3 separate regions of the Homo sapiens genome follow, and regions 2 and 3 are each linked to region 1. Evidence: read pairs that join two places in POLR2A ChIA-PET (ENCODE). Cell type or tissue: MCF 10A. All regions are shown on one strand. Region 1 overlaps BCAS1 (brain enriched myelin associated protein 1). Region 2 overlaps BCAS1 (brain enriched myelin associated protein 1). Region 3 overlaps BCAS1-AS1 (BCAS1 antisense RNA 1).

Evidence for each region. ChIA-PET counts read pairs that join two places held together with the same protein. Peaks named below come from ENCODE experiments on the same cell type or tissue, not always from the same donor. Only the 100,000 strongest peaks of a DNase experiment are listed, where the experiment ranks them.
Region 2: POLR2A ChIA-PET joins it to region 1 with 6 read pairs; 5 of 35 experiments call an interaction of 5 or more read pairs at or near these places.
Region 3: POLR2A ChIA-PET joins it to region 1 with 8 read pairs; 7 of 35 experiments call an interaction of 5 or more read pairs at or near these places.

The regions. Positions count from the first base shown.
Region 1 is chr20:54,059,892-54,063,891 of GRCh38, forward strand. The region is part of intron 1 of BCAS1 (brain enriched myelin associated protein 1); the gene reads right to left. Among named protein-coding and RNA genes, the nearest start is that of MIR4756, 6.6 kb to the right of the region's middle. In MCF 10A, a CTCF peak has its summit at 3,053 (motif pointing left); DNase peaks (open chromatin) are centred at 1,830 and 3,040.
Region 2 is chr20:54,004,614-54,008,613 of GRCh38, forward strand. The region is part of intron 4 of BCAS1 (brain enriched myelin associated protein 1); the gene reads right to left. Among named protein-coding and RNA genes, the nearest start is that of MIR4756, 62 kb to the right of the region's middle. In MCF 10A, no CTCF peak of the experiment used is centred here; no DNase peak of the experiment used is centred here.
Region 3 is chr20:53,924,924-53,928,923 of GRCh38, forward strand. All of the region lies in intron 1 of BCAS1-AS1 (BCAS1 antisense RNA 1), which reads left to right. Among named protein-coding and RNA genes, the nearest start is that of BCAS1-AS1, 11 kb to the left of the region's middle. In MCF 10A, no CTCF peak of the experiment used is centred here; a DNase peak (open chromatin) is centred at 1,838.

The DNA.
Region 1 (4,000 bases):
TATGACTGTGTCTATTGAGCACAGCTCTGCACCTGTTGCTGGGCTGGGCACTAGGGTTACAGCTGTAAATTAAACAGGCAAGGCCCTCTGACTTCATGGAGCTGAAGTATGGTGCACAGGGAGAGAGTTAACATAGGAACAATAAATCCACAAACGAGGTTGTTTCTGATAGTTCAAGGCAGCATGGCACAGTGGTTATGACCACAGACTCTAGAGCAAGACTGCCTGGGCATGAATCCTCTCTCTGCCCCTTGTAGCTGTGTGTCCTTGGGAGAGTTAATTAGCCTCTCTGTGCCTCATAAGACTGCTATAAGGACCCAATGAGTTAATGCTTGTGACGTGGTTAGAACAATGTCTAGCTCATGTTAAGCAAAACATATCTGCTTATTAAACAAAAATGCATAGGGTTCTAAGTTATGAATAAAAGTAATTTTTTTTTGAGACGGAGTCTCTCTCTGTTGCCCAGGATGGAGTGCAGTGGTGCAATCTCGGCTCACTGCAACCTCCGCCTTCTGGGTTTAAGCAATTCTCCTGCCTCAGCCTCCTGAGTAGCTGGGATAACAGGTGCGTGGCACAACACCAGACTATTTTTTTTTTTTTTTGTATTTTTAGTAGAGATGGGTTTTCACCATGTTGGCCAGACTGGTCTCGAGTGCCTGGCCTCATGTGATCCACCCGCCTTGGCCTCCCAAAGTGTTGGGATTACAGGCATGAGCCACTGCGCCTGGTCGAATAAAAGTAATTAATAACATTACGTGAGATGGGATCATATGGGAGATGGCAGGTTGTGGCACTGCTGGGTAGGATGGTTCTGAAATGACTGTTAATGTGGTTATTGTCCCATAGGTGAAGGGCAAAGTTGAATATTTAATTTATGTCTCCCTTCCACAAGAAATTGTAAGCACCCTGACGTCAAAGGCAGTGTCTACCTTCACCCAATTTTGTATCTCCTAATCTTAGCAGTGTGTTTGCATTTACTGGGAGCTTAATTATTGTTAGTCAATGGAGGGAATAACGATTGATAGCATCTCTCACATATGAGGCACAGACCTAGGTACATGACCACATCATCACCAAACCTCTGAAGAGCTTCGTTATAATAATGTATGATATATAATAATAATGATGATAATAGCAAATCATTACTTAGCATGTTCTCAATTCCAAGCTCTAATTTTGGAGTGCTTCACCTGTATTGTCTCATGTAGTCCTATAGCACTCCTGTGAGATAGAGGTATCATGATTTCATTCTTCATATGAGGTAGCCGAAACTCGAGGGGGTTAAATCATTTTCCAAAGGTCACCCAGTTAATGAGCAAGATTCAAACACAGTCTGGCTGTGCTCCTAACCACCGGAATGTTCTGCATATTACTAGCTTCCCTTAAAAAGGAGGAATGGAACCTCCAAGACCCACCAAGGGCAAACATCCAGTGAGGAATTGACTCCTAGTATATCTGATCCCTACACAAGGACTCTTGCAGCCACTCCAAAGGCCTGCTGTCTTGCCACCTAAAGTTCTTTTGCACATGTAATTCCAATGTAGCCCATCTCCAAAGACCTAGCTTCTGGCTTATCTGCTCTAGTGGCTCTCGGAATAAAAATTAGGACTTTTGATTTCTGGCTGAAAGGAGTCAATGAGTCACCAGGGATTCTTGTGGATCTCTCGCCATTGGTGTGAGTTTTTATTCCCTGGTAGTAGACGCATTGAGCAATTAGATATTGAGGAGGCCAAAAAAAGGGTCATGGATCTCACCATGTGTTCTCTTGCAGGAATTTAATACATAACCAAATCTGGGGATTTTGTATGTCTTCTGATCATACCACATAATAAAGCTGAGCACTGTTAAAACATGTAGGACACTTGTTGTTTTGTGCTATTTTCTATTTATAAAATCCGTGACTCACACACTTGCATCAGATCATCGCTTCTGTCTGTTAATGGGACATTATGAATAATATAATATTGAATCCTCAAGACCAGGGTTGGCAAAGAACAGCGGTGGCTGGATTCAGCTCACTGCCTGTTTTAGTAGGCCAGTGAGCTAAAAATGAGTTTTAAATTTATAAATGGTTGGAAAAAAATTAGAAGAATCATAGAATGTGACACATGAAAATTATATGAAAGTCAAATTTTGGCATCCATAAATAAAGTTTTGCTGGAAGATAGTCATGCCCTTTTATTTATATATTGTCTATGATGGCTTTCATGCTATAATGGCAGAACTGAGTAGTTGCAACAGACACCTATGGCCTGCAAAGCCTAAGATATTTACTATCTGGCTCTTTACAGAAAGTTTACCAGGATTTGAGCCTACTGTGTATAAAAACAATGACAACAACTCTAAAAAATCATAGAAATGATAGAGTAATAACAATAACAACATTTGGTGAGTGCTTACCATCTGTTGAGAAACTTCTAGGAGCTTTATTTGCAGTAAAACTAATTTGCTCTTTGCAGCAATTCAACAAGACAGAGGTATTATTATTTCAATTTTGCTGGTGTGGAAACTGAGGCACGCAGGTTAAATGTCTCAGTCAAGGATACGCGCAAACACATACGTTCATATATACACATGCAAGAATATATACACACAAAGTATCTCTATCTAAATTCAGCTTTTAACAAGTTTTAAAATTATTTTAACAGTAGGATTACAAGCTTTATTTTAAAGCTCTTACTATTTAATGTAAATTCAATCCTAACAAAGCTACTTTGAATCAACACTTGAGGTTATGAAAAACCTTGGTGCTGGAAGACGCATGGTGTACAGAAGTAGGAGAGAAGATTTTTCTTCCCACAGAGTTGGGGTTACATTATTCTGATCATTGCACACCCTAAGTAGCCTCTCGGCCACTTCAAGGTGAAGGGCCCTGAAAGAAGGAAAATCTAATGGCGTGTCTTTTTCAGTGATAACCTGGATTCAGATATTGTCACTCTCCACCAGCAGATATAATGCATGTGTCGTGAAATTGCTCCTGCCTGTCCATCAACCTTTTAAAGAACAGGATTCATCTGGGTGGGACAAAAGCAAAAGGTTACTGCCATCTATTGGCTGATGTCAATATTAGCAGAAATGAATTCAGCCTACAGGACTAGGTCCAAACAACTGGGAAGGCTGAAAGAAGCATTTTGATGTTTTGCAATGAAGCCTTCTGTTCACAGTTGGCAAGAAGATGGCAACTCCTTCAGTGCCCCAAAGGTCCTGGAACTCGTAATAATGATAACCATATATGACTTGTATGGAGAGCTTGCCGTATGCCAGCCCAGTGCTGAAGCTCTATGTAGACATCAGTGTAGCACATAGGATAGGAATGTGGGCTCTGGAGTTTGGAATCCCTGAGCATCACTGAGCCTCGCTGGGCCTCAGTTTCCTCATCTGTAAAAATGGGGATAATTATAGCCTCCATCTCAAGGGGCTGGTATGGAGTCAAACCAGTGAATATAAGCAAAGTGCCCTGAACAGGGCCTGGCACATAAAGAGGACTGCACAAGAGTTAGCATGAGTAGGACTCTCACGGGTATGATCCTTGCTCTTTGAAGCCAGTTTCTCCCACAGGTGCCCGGTAGTGAGACTCTACCGAGGAATCCAGCAACATTTCTGATTCCTGTGATCCTCTCACCGAAAAGTCAATTTGGGGCCCTGGAATTTGTATTTTTAGCAAATGCCCCAGTGATTCTCATGATCAGACACCTATAGAAAATAGTGTGATGGTGACCATCTTCAAGCTTTTTCCAGGAGTGAGGATGCTCTAGGACACAGGACTCTTATGTTAAAATTGGAAAACCCTGGGCAAACCAGAATGACTTGGGTGGAGACTTTTTTTTAAATCCCCGTTTAATAGATGGGAAAACTGAGGCTCAAGGCAGTTCAGACAGTAATTCTTGTCTGTAATAGTTTTCTCCCATTTCTCAAAAAGGAGAAAAATAAATCAGATAGAGTTTTTCATGATAAACGTACAATTGAAAGAGCTAACTTTCATTTTTGAAAAAGAAAAAGT
Region 2 (4,000 bases), 55 kb before region 1:
CAGGAGCACCATTCATGAATTCATCCTCACTCAGTAACTATGTGGGGGTAGTTACATTACATACAAGCTGTGCAGAGGCCACACAGCATTAGCATGGGCTCTGAAGTTATGCTTTCACTGTGTATTGTGGACTTAAAGTTTGTGTCTCCCCAAATCCTAACCCTCAATGTGACTACATACAAGCTGTGCAGAGGCCAGCTGCCCAGGTCCAATCCCTGCTCTGCCATCTACACCTCTGCAGTACTGCACTTTCCCTAACTCTAGGTTGCAATTTGCTCATTTGTAAAAGTGGGGTGATGAGTAGCACCTGCCTTTTAGGGTTGTTGAGGGAGTAAATGGGATAATCCATATAAAGGACTTAGGAGAATGTGCAGTACAGAGGAAGCATTCAGTAATGGTTAGCTATTATTATTGTGTTTAATTTAATTACTGAGCACTGTGGTAAGCTGTGAGATTTACAAAAATGAATCTGACACTGTCTTCTCTCCTAGATGCTTGGAGCCTTATGGTGGATAAAGGTCAGTAGATAGGGACAAGTACTCTGATAAAAAGACAAGTGAGGCTAAGCACAGTGGCTCACATCTGTAATCCCAGCAATTTGGGAGGTCAATGCAGGAGAATTGCTTGAACACAGGAGTTCAAGACCAGCCTGGGCAATATAGTGAGACCTTGTCTCTATGAAACAAAGCAAAAACAAAACAAAACAAAACAAAACAAAACAGAAATTAGCCAGGCATGGTGGCATGCACCTGTGGTCCTAGCTACTTGGGAGGCTGAGGCAGGAGAATTGCTTGAGCCAGGGAGGTCAAGGCTGCAGTGAGCTATGATTGTGCCATTGCACTCCAGCCTGGGTGACAGAGCAAGACCCTGTCTCAAGATAAAAAGAAAAAAAAGACAAGTTAATTTCATCAGCCCAGTGGGTCTCAGCATAACTGGATTTTAGAATCACCTGGGCAGCTTTTTAAACAAATGCCAATACCCAGATTCCACCCCGACCAATTACATTAGTCTTTTTGGAGGCGAGGCTCAGATGTCAATATTTTTAGACCTCCCCAGGTGATTCCAGTGTGCACCAAGGTCAAGAGTGACTGAACTAGAAGGGAGAGGGAGACTTGAAGATGAAGCAGCATTTCCCCAAGGCCATGGAGCATAGGTTGCAAGTAGACTCGCAGAAACAGGGAGGAATGCGGGATGGTGATGGAGAAATTTCTGTCAAGTGGACATGGAGGAAGGCATGTGAGAAATGCAGAAAAAGATGAGGTGGGGATGGGTTTGGGGAGGGTTTAGGGGGCAGGTTATTCAGTTCAGCAGAGGTATGGGGGTTATGAAAAGCAAGATGGTTATAACAATAATTTGGAGTCAGACTGAGGAAGTGTTGACTGACATTTAAGGAGTAGGTGCCATGGAAGGTGTTTGGGCTCAGGCAGCCTCACTCTACCTTACCAGGATGGTGGGCACAGGGCAAAGGGGCTAAACAGCAGCAGAAGCAGCAGAGGGTTCCATCACATAATTTTGAAGTGGAGAAGTCCCCACCTATTCCCTGAAGAGAAACATCATGTGGATGCCCACAACGGAGAAGATATGGAGAGTCAGAGAGAACAATCTGCAAGGCAAAAAGCCTAGAGCCCTTTCCCCTTAACCCCTCCTCCCTAAACTCACATGCACTAGGGGAGGACGAGAAGAGGAAAAAAAGCAAGTCCCCCTTCTTCCAGACTGCAAGGACCTCAGGCCATGGTCAAGGCAGAGCTTGGTTCTAGCAGGAATTGGGATGAATGTTATAATGAATGTGTGATTAAAGTTTTAAAGTTGGATTGGGCTGGGCATGGTGGCTCACGCCTGTAATCCTAGCACTTTGGGAGACCGAGGCAGGCAGATCACCCGAGGTCAGGTGTTCAAGACCAGCCTGGCCAACATGGTGAAACCCCGCCTCTATTAAAAATACAAAAATTAGCTAGGCGTGGTGGTGCATGCCTGTAATCCCAGCTACGGTGGAGGCTGAGGCAGGAGAATTGTTTGAACCCAGGAGGTGGAGGTTGCAGTGAGCCAAGATCGCACCACTGCACTCCAGCCTGGGCGACAGAGTGAGACTCCATCTCAAAAAAAAAAAAAAAAAAGTTGGATTGAACAGGACTTTTGAATCACAGCAAGTCTGGGGACTTGCCTACGGTGTCATGAAAGATTAGGAGAGAAATTTTTGATCAAATATCTACTGTGTGCTTCCCACTGATGGAGGCAGTGAGAGTACAGCTCACAGTCCTTGGGGAGCTGAAATTCTCACAAGGGAAAAAACCGAAGTGGACAAAAACACAGATAAACTAATACATCTCACAGATGACTCAGGTGGTGAGGGCTGCTAAGGAGAAAAGAAAAGGCAAGGCCACGGAGGGTGAGGTGATGGGCTGCTGGCTACTTAGACAGTAGGCAAGGTTCTCTGAAGTTGGCGTGGAGGCAAGGAGGTAGCTCTTCTGATCCCCAGCCTGGGTCCACTGCTCTGAGCTACTCCGGTCTGACAGCCCACGTGCTCCCCAGTGCTCATCACAGAAAATAAAAGGGGCTATGTCTAGGTTGCCCGCAGCTCCTGTCCTGATTGGGTTTCCTAAAGGGCTGCAAGGCAATGATTCTTTTTTGTGGTTCCAGGGCTAGACATACAGGGGATATCTATTGAACTTTCTCAAAACAAAATGGAATACAGTGATGTCAGCTGAAGGGACTAGGAATTACTAAAATATCAAGTGGACCCTATGGATCTAGGTGGCCATCAGGATCTGCCATGATGGACGCCCTCTGAATGAGGAAGAAAGCTGTGAGTACTTCCGTAACCTGGAGAAAGAACCCTACTGGAGCAGACACAGTTCAAAAGAACTCCAGGAACACAGGAGCCCGCTGCCTTTCTGCATTGCCCCATGACATCTTCTCTAGCCTCTCTGCTTCCCTGATTTCCCAACTGCAGTAATGTCTCCTGCCTTGGACAGACAGTAGCTATGGAGGAGCAAGATCTGCCGGCCCAGGGCAAGGAGTAGGTTTGCCTGTGGCTCTTCCTGAGTGAGAGTTTTATGGCCTTTCCAGGTGAAATTCTCAGCTTGAACTTAAGCCCTTACTTTGAAATATTTTTTTTTTCTTCTTAGATTGACATTAAAAAATAACATAAGACTTCTGCTTCTGGGAAGATGGGGCACACACACTTTCTCCTGTTCCTCTCACCAAGGACAATGAAGAACCCTGGACATTATAGAGAAAACATACATAAAAGGATTCTGAAAGGTGGAGAAGAGAAGGCAGACCAGCTGAGGACCCGAGGAAAAACACGATGGTGAATTCCTTGGGTTTTCTTTTTGCCTCAAGTACCCCAGACTTGGAGTTGAAGAAATTAGCAACCTGGAAACACCTATAGGCTCTGACATACTCACAAATCCTTTCCGAAAGCCTACTCTCTCTGACTAAAGGACCAGGAAAGGGCAATCTGGCAAGACAGAAAACTTTTAGACAATGACCATACTACTCCAGCCAAATACCACAGGACATTCTGTGGTCTCACCATCTCCCATGCCAGAGAAAGCCAAGTGGGGAGCCTAGACTTCCACTTTCACAAGACCGTAATAGGTTATCCCAATACCCCTGCAAGATGGCATCTGTGGGGCTAAGTAGGGAGCTGGGATTCTCATCCTCACCGGTTGGTAATAAGCCCTCCCCACCATGGTGTCCGCGGGGACCACATGGGGAGCCTGGACTTCCAACCCCACCCAGGAGCAATGAGATGCTCCTCCCTCTCCCCACTGGGGTGGTGTGAGAAGAGACCCAGTGGAGTTAGCGTCAGCCAGTGGTAATGAGACCTCCACTGTGGTATCAGTGAAGGTCATGTGAGCAGAAAACTCCCGCCTCCACCCAGTAGTAATAAGGAGTATACCCCCGCCCCCCAACAATGGAGGCTGGTGAGAAACCTGGATGTTTGCCTCCACCTGACAGTAATGAGGTAGCAGCCCCAGTACTGCTGGAATGGTGT
Region 3 (4,000 bases), 130 kb before region 1:
GGAGTGGCAGTGGCATGACCTCAGCCCACCTCAACCTCTGCCTCCCGGGTTCAAGCAATTCTGCCTCAGCCTCCCGAGTAGCTGGGATTACAGGTGCCTGCCACCACGCCTGGCTAATTTTTGTATTTTTAGTAGACAGAGCGTTTCGCCATGTTGGCCAGGCTGGTCTTGAACTTCTGACCTCAGGTGATCCACTCGCCTCGGCCTCCCAAAGTGCTGGGATTACAGGCGTGAGCCACCATGCCCAACCCACTGTGGCTTTCTAAAGCCAGACTTAGAGTTAACCAGATCTGCTGAGATCTTTCCTTACTTACACCTACTAAAGGTGAATTTATTGTTCTTTTGTTAATGAATACATCAAAATACTCGTATCTTTTATTAATCTCAGATAAAAGATCACTAGAGTATTGGAGGAATCGTTTCTAATACAACTTTTTCAGAAGAGGGGAAAGCAGCTTTTCAAAATGAAAATGAGGTCACTATTTCGTTCACGTGACTGTCATCTTGTGAAGTTCATTTTATTACAACCTGATCTTATAAAAAGAATCTCATTTTGGTTTAACTTTTTTAGGCTACCTAACAGATAACTTAAAAGTTTAGCTGAGAGTATTTATTTCCAAATTCCACAGTTGTCTTAAGAAATTTTAGAAAAAAAGGCAAAACACTGTGTACAAAACAGTTCAATGTGGTGTTATCTAAAATAGTGTGGTTTGTAGTAATTCCACGTATAATAGTACAGCAAAAGAAAAATGACTTATTCAAGGCTTGTTACACTGACACCATGAGATATCTTGTAGCCATAAAATTGTAATCGTGTTGTTTATGAGGAAAAAGAAACCAAAGCGAAATATATCTGATATAATTTTACATACACAAAGCATAAAACAAAATAGTTTGCACTGAACTGGGGAGTCAGCCAGCGAGCATTTAATTGAGTGCCTACTATATGCCAGCTACTTTCATAAGTATGAAATGGTCAATGTAAAAAATATTTGCAAGGACTGTGTAAAATTAAGATTGTGCCGGGGAATGGGATTATCATGGTTGTTTTTCCGTTCTCTCCTCTAACGTTTAAAAATACGTTGTGGTTTCATAATAAAGAAAAATACATGTCTGAAACAGCGTCATAATAAACGTTGCAGATGCTGATTTTGTGCTAACTTGATGCCAGGCACTGCTCTGAGCAGTGTGTGTCTGTATCTGATTTACTTCCATGATGATGGTATTATCACCATAGAACAACGCCATTATTACCATAATAGCACCACGCCCATTTTATAGTGAAGAAACTGAGACAGGATGTTCTAGCTCAGTGTCTTAGCTTGAACAAGCTCTCCCACTTAGCTCAGTGGGAATCCATGTTCTTAACCAAGACTTCCAGCATATCACACAGGGGTCTGCAATACAGTTATGCATGTGGCAGCTCCTATAGTATTTTCTCGACATTTGGCCTTTGGAGTGGCTCCCTCCCATTATACTGGGGTGTTCTGTGTTTTTCTGATTTATCACTCCCCTAAATCTTTACTCATAGGCAATACTCAATCAGGCATTGAATAAATCAATCAATTCCCCTCTCATAAAAGAGGCCAGGGATAATGTTGTTCACTTTCTTTTCTTTTAGAAGTGTCTGTCAGCTCCCTGAGATTTTCATAGAATTTTTTTTTCCTACATGCCCCACCACTGCCAGTTTCAACAGACAAGGCTAACTCAGTTCACTAGACAAGCAAACACTTCAACTGAGAAGGCAGTGATAAACACAGGAAGTTATTTCACCCTGGGAATATTCCGGAAACCAACTTTGAATAATTGCTTCATGTTCAGTTGGACACAAGTTCACTCCCAGGTTGACTCACGTATGTAAATGCTCCTGACTACCATCTGACTGCATCACACACACACCCCTACCTTTCCAAAATGCTAACTACACAGCATGAATCAGCCGCTCCTGATTCAGAGCCCCGAGTCCTTCATCATCAACCTGGGCTCCTGCCTTTGTCTCCTACCCTCATCCAGTCCAACAGCAAACCCCACCCGCCCCATCTTCTAAATAAATCCAGAATCTGATCACTCCTCACCATCCTGCAGCAGCACCTCAGTCAAATTCCAGTCATCACTGAGCTGCGTGACAGCAACAGCCTCCAAACTCCTCTCCCCGTTTCTTCCATTGGAAGGCTTGGAGCTGATCTGACTTAAATTTTAAAAGACTCATTCTGGCCGCTGTGTGGAGGGTGCACTGGAAGCTCACCTCTTTCTCTGGACCAATTTCTATCTGCTTTTTCCCTTCACATCTAAAATAGGTGCTCCCCGGGGATTTGGCTCCTGATCTTATACATACATGTATATATATATATGGGGCGTGTGTATATATATACACACACACACACACGCACACACACATATTTGAAATGGAGTCTCACTCTGTCACCTAGGCTGGAGTGCAGTGGCGTAATCTCGGTTCACTGTAACCTCTGCCTCCCGGGTTCAAGTGATTCTCCTGCCTCAGCCTCCCGAGTAGCTAGGACTATAGGCAGGCACCACCACGCCTGGCTAATTTTTGTATTTTTAGTAGAGATGGGGTTTTGCCATGTTGGCCAGGCTGGTCTTGAATACCTGGGATTACAGGAGTGAGCCACTGTGCCCGGCCGCTGATCCAATATTTTACAAAGTTTGTGAAGAGGATGACTAATTCGTGGAATCACAGGTTTTAATAAGTTCAGGGGCACTGGGCTCAGCAACTTGCAACTGGTTATTTACTGCAGGGATTCTCAGAACCTTTAGTATCCTCACGTGTCCTGGGGATCCTCAAGAGAAAGACAACAGTGGGTGTTTTCAAACCATGATGTTGTCTCAGATTCCTCCAGGGCTTGCTCCCTTTGTCCTTCAGGTTCATGCTCCATGTCACCTCCTCAGAGAAGCTGTCGCTGGCTATCCATAACATCCCGTCCTCTTTCCCTGACTTAGTATTTTGGGATGTGTGGCATTTATCAACATTAATAAAACGATATCTCTTTTTTCCTATTTATTACTATTATTTTTGCTTATGTAACCTCTTGAATTATCTTTGCTGATTAGTTTCTGCTACTTAGAGTCAGTAACCCAGAATCTATTAATATAACCTTCAGGAGTGTGCATGACGAAGTTATATTCTGTCCTGCTTAGTCTTCAGTGGTCACACGTTTTTTGTTTTTTGTTAGACAAAACAAAACAAAAACCCAAAAACGTGTGACCACTGAAGGTCAAACGTGTGACCCTGCTCTGTTGCCCAGGCTGGAGTGCAGTGATGCCATCTCAGCTCCCTGCAACCTCCGCCTCCCAGTCTCAAGCAATCCTCCCATCTCAGCCTCCTGAGTAGCTGGGACTAAGGGCACACACCACTACACCCAGCTAATTTTTTTGTATCTTTTTTTTTTTTTGAAGGAGTTTTTGGTCTTGTTGCCCAGGCTGGAAGCAATGGCGGGATCTCGGCTCACTGCAACTTTTGCCTCCCGGTTTCAAGCAATTCTCCTGCCTCAACCTCCTGAGTAGCTGGGATTACAGGCATGCACCACCAAGCCTGGCTAGTTTTGTTTTTTGTTTTTTGTTTTTTTTTTGAGACGGAGTCTCCCTCTTTCGCCCAGGCCAGACTGCAGTGGCGCGATCTCGGCTCACTGCAAGCTCCGCCTCCTGGGTTCACGCCATTCTCCTGCCTCAGCCTCCAGAGTAGCTGGGACTGCAGGCGCCCGGCTAATTTTTTGTATTTTTAGTAGAGACAGGGTTTCACCATGTTAGCCAGGACGGACTCGATCTCCTGACCTCGTGATCTGCCCGCCTCGGCCTCCCAAAGTGCTGGGATTACAGGTGTGAGCCACCGTGCTCTGCCTAGTTTTGTATTTTTAATAGAGACGGGGTTTCTCCATGTTGGTCAGGCTGGTCTCGAACTCCCAACCTCAGGTTATCCGCCCGCCTCAGCCTTTCAAAGTAGTGGGATTACAGGCGTGAGCCACCGCACCTGGCCTTTTTT